2 separate regions of the Mus musculus genome follow, and region 1 is linked to region 2. Evidence: chromatin contacts called from ENCODE Hi-C or POLR2A ChIA-PET data. All regions are on one chromosome and are shown on one strand. The core of a region is the stretch at or near the end of the contact, and the rest is flanking DNA. Distances in the headings are between cores, read along the strand shown.

Region 1 (3,567 bases), core at 876-3,375, 53 kb after region 2:
CTCAGTGAGATGGGGGTGGGGGTGGCACTTGAGAGTCCTCAAGAACTACTGGGTGCCTCCAGTTACTTTGCCCTCATGTTTTTGGTTGTGGTAAATTCATGGAACAACTCTTATCTGGAGGTCAGACTGTGTCAGAGAAAGACAGAAGTGAGAGGAGAGGAGACTGAGAGTGAAAGAAACAGCTGCCTGAGAGGGATGGCTGCCTGGCCCTGCCAGGCCCACACAGGTCTAGTCTGGGGATGCGAACACGGGAGGTCCATGTGCAGGGCTCGGGCCTCCAGTGGACATGAGATGCCCTGCCCAGGTTCAGCACCAAACTTTAGATTTCTGAGTCAGTGCAAAGGCGCAGAGGTAGGGAGAGCCTGACCTTCAACAGATGGGCACACAGCGAGGGCAGCCCGCTCCCTTGGGAAGTTGAGAGGGTCTCCCAAGTGAAAAAGCTGGCTGCCACCCCTCACAGGGGCATCATGAGGGGCTTGGGAATGAGGAGATTGCTGCAGCCATAAGATGCCATGTGTGTCTCCTGCAGTCTTTCGTTTTGAAATTGTTTACACAAGGTGAGACAGAGCACCTTAGAAGACAGGCTGTCCCAACAGATATTCCTGAGATCACCAATCACAAACTGGCTGAGCGAAGGACACCTGTAATCTCATCAGAACCCTGATGTACAACCGACGTACAACTGGCAGGATGCATGGGCCATTCACTCGCCATCAGGAGAGAGCTGGAAGTGCCCGGGGTGCACTGTGTTCAAATGCAGGAGTGACCTTGGTAATGCTCCTGAACTTGGATCCCCTCTCTCTAGGGAACTCAGTGGGGACACCAGACACCCCTGGTTGCCTGCTAGCTGCCTGTCAGAAGCAGGGCCATTCCTTGAGTAATCTTGTTTCTGCATAACCTCAAATTGTGCATCACCCCACACTAACCTGTTCTGTTACCAATGATTGATTTGTGATGTTTCCTTTTTAAAAGCGTATAATTACATTTTTATGGATTCTGCTTTACTTTTGTCTAATTATTTTAAAATAGTAACAGAGGGCACAGAGGAAGCCTTGAGTGACTGTAAAGAGTGGATGGCATTCTCAGTGAATGTGTATGGTTGATAGGGGCTTGGTCATGCCAAGGACCCATGGGTGTGGCAAAGCCTTCCTCCGGGGAGGCTCAGAGAGTCTGCAAACTCTTCCTCTAGTCTAAGTGACAAAGTTGACAGTGTGCAAGTTCTAGTGTATGCAAAGACTAGCAACCCATCTTCCTCTTCCTGGATGTTCTCAGAGACTTTTTGTTTAGAGAGACTGCCTACCAAGATTAGCTGACCCCTCCCCGATGTGCTGTACCTAATAATAAACACTTTAAGATGCCAGGTAGTTGGTGCCATTCCATCAGAGTGCACACAGCCCACCTGACCCCAGCTTTTCCATCTGTGTATCTTTCATTTCTTGAGTGTCTGTCCTTTATTCTCTCATGGCTCCTCATCAGGTCAAGGCACCAAGCCATGCTGGCTGTAATATACTAATATTAATACCAGGCCTTCAGTTTTATGCAGTTAAAACTAAGGGTCTAATCAGATCTGTAGAGAATATAAATGATATCATTTAATATAGAACTACTTCTTCTTCTTCTTCTTCTTCTTCTTCTTCTTCTTCTTCTTCTTCTTCTTCTTCTTCTTCTTCTTTCCTCCTCCTCCTCTTCCTCATCCTCCTCCTTCTCCTCCTCCCCCTTCCCCCTCCTCCTCCTTCTCCTTCTCCTTCTCTTCTTTCTCACCTCTCCCTATCCCCTCCCCCCCCTCCTCTTCCTCTTCTTTTTCTTTCTTGCCTTGCTTATTTTTTTGGAGACAGGCCATTCCAGAACACACTATGTAGAGATCAGGTTGGCCTAAACTCACAAGAGATCTGCAGGCCTCTGACTCCCAAGCTCTGGGATCAAAGGCAGGCACCACTAGGCCCAGATCAGATTACTATTCTTATTTCTGAGTTTTAAGTCCTACTTCTAATGTTAGTAGTCATATTAATACTGCATTTTCAGAGTCTGTGGAATCTAAATACTGTTTCCAAGAAAGACCAAACTGTCATCTATGTAAATTAAACTGTGAAAGAGTACGGTGGGAACTTCCTTTTAAATGTCACTCCAGTCAGTTGGCAGCCTCCCAATTCCTAGTCAGTCAGTAGGAGCCGTTATTTGTACTAAAAATGGAACACACTTGGAAGTACACTCTGTCTGGGGAAAGTGTTGGTAATGGAGTGTAGTGTGCATTCCTGGAAGGGCCCGTTATTAAAAATTTAATGACTAAAGGCTGCTCTCTTTCCTCCCCCTCCCCGTTCTCCCTCCCTCTCTTCCTTTCTTCTCCTCTGTCCTTCCCTCTCCTCTTTGTAAAATAGTCTCTCACTGCAGCTCAGGCTGATAAGGAATTATGATATTCTTGCCTCAGGTTCCCAAGTACTTGAACCCCCGGCTTCACATTCATTCTCTTCTTTTTCTCCTTCTTGAGACAGGCCCTTACTTTGTTGAGCTGAAATCCTCTCACACTACCCTGAAGTCCCTCTCTGGACAGAGTTGATAAGTGTGTGTGCTCGCGATTGCGTGTGTGTGTGTGTGTGTGTGTGTGTGTGTGTGTGTGGCATTGTAGTCTCACCCACCCCCCAATCCTGCAGCTGTAAGCCCAGGACCAAGACAACCTTGAACCCTAATTTATTTTATTCCATGCCTTCTCCTGCCTCATGACATCTGGCAAATGTGTCAGATGGAAAACCTGTAAGACCAAGGAGTGAATTCTCTTTGTTACAGAAGGTCTGTCTGTCTGTCATTCTCCCCTCAGAAGCCCATCACACTATCCAGACGTCTGTTTTTCCTAATGGCCCTCTGTTTGAACCTCAGGCTTGCTCTCTCCCTTCAGACTCAGGTCATGGCTGCCTCTGATGTGACATCTAACATTCCTGATAGAGCATATTTGGTCTCAGCCTCCTGTCTATGAGCCTGTAACCACTTTTAATATTTATAACACAAGTGTTGCCATTTTCCAGGGGGGGGGGACACATTTACTTAAATGGCTATAAAGCTGAATACTGAAATTTGTTTGCTACAATATTTGATTTCTCTTTTTGACTCATATTCTAGTATTGATATTGAAAATTCACACACAGGTGAAAGTGGACAAGCTGCTGACATCTGATTTTTATTTTTTAATTGAGCATTTGTAGATTTATTTATTTTGTTTCTATGAGTGTTTTGCCTGCAAGTATGCATGTTCCCAGTGCCCGTCGGAGGTCAGAGGGCACTGGGGCCTTCAGAACTGCACTATGGACAGCAGGAGGTTGTGAGGACCATGTGGGTGGGAGGGGCTGAACTCAGGTCCTCCAGCAGTGCAATGTTTTAGTTACTGTGAAAAGACACCATGACCAGGGCAACTTACAAAGGAAAGCGTTTCATTTGGGGGCTCACAATTCTAGAGAGCTGGAGTCCATGGCCATCGTGGCAGGGTGGGGTGGAGAGGATGGGAGCAGGCAGGCAGGTCTGGGGTAGAGCAGTAGCTAAAAGCCTATACTTTATTCACAGGCATAGCACACAAACATG
Region 2 (3,742 bases), core at 1,011-3,510:
AGCCCTTACTTTTTCCCATCTGGAGCCAAGTCAGTGTAACACTTAGAAGGTTGGGGTGGGGTAAGGCAAGGGTGTGAGCAGAGGGCTTGGAAGCATAGAATAGAAGGAGGAGGAAGAGGAGGAGGAGGAGGAGGAGGAGGAGGAGGAGGGAAAGTCTCAGTGAATCCTGCTGAAGCCAGGAGGGCTTAGTCCTTAGCCTTGGTGTACTGCCGCTAGGACGAGGGCCCAGCACCTTCAGCAGGAGTTTTAGTTCTTTCTGCTCTCACTAGCTGTGGTCACTCGAATCATGAACATCTGCTCTTTCAGGCTCAAATGGCTCAAGAAAAGCAGGAGTCGGGGTAGGGCCTAGTCTATGTTGAGGGTGGTGGGTGGGCACAGGCAGCCAGGCTGGCAAAGACAGGATGAAAGTGTAGCATTGTGTGTAGAGAGGAGAGTTGCCAGCCGGGTCACATGCCAGGATCTCATGCAGTTCTATCTCTGGCCAAAACGCTAGGGGTCTGAGAGTCACCCCCCCCCCCCCCCCACGGCTAACCTGCTTCAAGGAGAAAAGGAAGTCTTCTTGGAGATTGGCTTGTTCTATTTAACTCTAGAAACTGGGGGGAAATACCCTGTTCCTTTTCCTCTTCATTAGTCTTTTAATTATTTTGTTTGAGACATGATTTTACTCTGTAGTCCATACTGGCCCTGTATTCACAGTGTGCTTCAGGCTGACCTCAAACTTGTGGCAGTCCTGTCTCAGCCTCCTGAGAGCTGGGATTGCAAGCGTGTGGTCCAATGCCCATCTTGCTTGTTATTCCTTTAACTGCTCACACCGCTCCATTCCTCAGCGGGGGCAACTCTGCGAGTAGCTCCCCCCCACCCCTCCTTCACTATCTCTTTAGGATACTCCAACAACTAGAGTTCTCTGGCTGTTGTGAAGGTGCCCTGCCCTTCCTGTGAAATGCTCTGAGCTGATTCTAATGCCTCTTTTTTCCTCTTTCCAAATTGTTTCTTCTCAGAAGAGATTTGTGACTCCTCATTTTCTTTTGGATCCCTTGGTCCCATCTTCCTCTCGCTTTCTAGATAATCCCCCCCCCCACCTCGTCCTTCCAATAAACTTTAATCCCTCACCTACTATGTGCTGGATACAGAATGGGGCCTGAGAAGCACAAAAACAGGGTGTAGAAACCAGGCATGGGGAGGCAGAGCCAAGCAGGTCTAACCTCAGCTACAGAGTGAGTTTGAGATAGGTCTGGCCACGTGAAACCTTGTCTCAAAAAAAAAAGTAAATAAAAATAAGCAATAACAACAAAAAAAGTTGTGGGAATCCTTCAGGCGTTCCAGAAACAACTTAGCTTGTTTTCTCCAACGTCTCCCCACCTCTCTCCTAATCCTGAAAGCCCTTTGTACACTATAAAGAGCTGAGCAAACGTTTAGTCGTGTTCCTTTCAGGGAAATGGACCAGCTGCCCCTGCCCCTTGGCAGGTAATGGAGTTATCCTTTGATCAGCAGAGGGTCGGGGTCTGAGTCGGGCAGGACTGCAGCACGTGTCCCTTCTCACCCCTGCTCTCCCTAACCAGCAGAGTGCGTAAACAAAGACGGGCAGGAGGGCTGCCCGGGACTAGGGCAGTGGGGAAAGAGTGGACTGGAGAACTGTAGCTGGCCGAGTGTCCTACACTCCTGAGCATTCACACACTGGCCTCTGGCTAGCTCTCCCTGTCGCAGAGATAGCAGTAATCGCTGGGTTAGAGAGGAAAAGGAAAAGAATGGAAGGATCTCCTCCATAGTCTTTCTCCCACCCCATGCCTCCCCCCCCTACCCCCCAGCCCCTAGGCTTCCCTTTCTGAAACCTCTCCTCCCCCACATAAGTACACATGGCTACGGGTGGACATTAGCACAGACCCAGTTGTACCTACCCCCATCTGCAGCCAGGATCCAAGTCACCTTTAACAGGAGAGCGAAGAACAACATATTATCCCCACAATGGGGTACAAGGGACCAGGAATTTGGGGTTTAGAAGAGAGAGGTGGAGAGGGAGGGAGAGAGAGGAGTTTCTGGCGTTCTATCTCTTTTCTTCTTGTCTCTGTCTCTGCAGACTTCCAGGGACTTGATTTTCCACAGGTTAACACGAACTTCTGGATCCCAGGATAAATTTCTTCCTCTCTCACTTTCTCTCTCTTCCTCTCTCTGCCCTCTCCGTATGTCCCTTCGTAATCTCCACACCACTTACTGGCCAGCAACTTCACAGTTGCCTCCCGCTTTTAAGGTGGCTCGAAACCGGTGTACGTGAGGAGGGGGGTGGTGCCTGGGCTGCAGCCGAGCAGCTCCTTAAATAGCGGATTAGGCATGCAGGATGGCCCAGCAGAGCCCAGCGCCCTGGCCTTGGCTCAGGACCCTGGAGTGAGCTCTTCCTTTGCTATTTACACTGCCGCTCGTACGGGTGTCCCCTGGAACTCTCGGTCAGGGAAGGGGGGTTTCGCACCTCTCCCTCCCAGGACACCGTGTTCTCATTCCCCTGCCTGAGGAGCACATCCCTGGGTGGTATGGGACTGCTGGTGGGGAACCTGTTTCTGAAACCAAGAGAAGTTGAGCTGGTTGGAACCAGAAAGAATTCAGATTCGGGAGATAGGAGAACAGAAGTTGGAGGCTCAGGGAGCAGGTGGGGAGTGGAAAGTCAAACTTTAAAATCTGGATTGTGGAGAGCAAGAAGTGGGGCGAGGAGAATATTTGTCTTCTGCCTCGTCTTTCTCTGGCGCCTGTCACCACCCCCTTCCCTTGGTGAGGCTTAGGTCCACGTGCCTGTGTAGCCTGGGGTGGGGGTGCGGTTTTGTTTGCCGGATAAAGCCCATTTGTGTGCACAGCGGGGGAGGGGTTGTCGCAGCACCAGGGAGAGACAGCATTCTAACTACCAGATCCAGCCACCTCCCTCCCCAGGGAGCCCAGATCTAGGGCGCCTTTTGTCACTGAAGAGGACACTGACCCCTAGCAGAGAGGCCGGGCAGGAGGAGTGATGGGTGACTGTAGAAACAATTACTGTCACCATGAGAAAAAGGCGGACTCCAAAGAAAGAGAGGGGAGGGGCCATAGAAAGGCCATGTGACCAGGTGGGTGAGGGGTCCAGGGGCTTCCCGCCCACCCAACAAAGGGTCCAGGCAGGTCCTGTGGGATCAAGTGAAACTTGCTGTGGTGGAACTGAGTTTGCTAGTGGAGCATGGAGGCTGCGTGGCGTCTCAGGAATGTGGCTGGTGTGCGCTCCCCCACGGGACTAGAAATCCCGATCGGAATGTACATCCTAAGTCCCTCATTAGTGAGTGTGAAGACCACAGATAATTTCAAGCTAGATGGTGAAATCTCTCCTCCATAACCTCTGTGAGGTCTTTCTGCCCTCCTTACTCCTATCAAGTAGCAATAAATAGCCAAAACAAAGGAGCAGAAGCCAAACAAGGGCACGGGATAAAAGCCAAATGAACAGAATAATGCATGTGCCAGGTCATCACTCCTGCGGAGACAGGAGCTCAGAGTGCTTTTCTGTCCCACGACTGAGCTTCAGAGTAAGGACTTTTTAAAAATATATATATATATTTAAAATACACACACACACACACACACACACACACACACACACACACAACGTTTTATCGCTTTGCGAATACTTCATCCCCTAAAAAAAAGTTTCCGTCTTAAAGTTCTTCCAAAGCCTCATCCAGTCCCATCTAGGAAGAATAAAAGATGTGAATACAAGTTAAGATTTCTTTGGTGTCCG

The links. A loop is a pair of places that touch in the nucleus more often than their neighbours do. ChIA-PET counts read pairs that join two places held with the same protein, here RNA polymerase II (POLR2A).
Region 1: POLR2A ChIA-PET joins it to region 2 with 15 read pairs in Patski. The contact joins the enhancer-like site here to the promoter of Car14 in region 2. A Hi-C loop is called at or near these places in 1 of 37 maps with a recorded cell type or tissue (heart). POLR2A ChIA-PET finds 5 or more read pairs at or near these places in 4 of 5 experiments (Patski and embryonic stem cell).

Annotation. Positions count from the first base shown.
Region 1 is chr3:95,955,411-95,958,977 of GRCm38, forward strand. No RefSeq gene overlaps it. Among named protein-coding and RNA genes, the nearest start is that of Anp32e, 28 kb to the left of the region's middle. Within about 2 kb of position 2,126, at least 1 of the 3 ENCODE cell types and tissues checked has a DNase peak (open chromatin) inside an H3K27ac peak, as active enhancers do; it is heart, where a contact is called at or near this core.
Region 2 is chr3:95,902,425-95,906,166 of GRCm38, forward strand. Car14 (carbonic anhydrase 14) reads right to left here and starts at 2,261. Exons shown (of 11, transcript NM_011797.3): 1 at 1,896-2,261. The coding sequence starts at 1,950.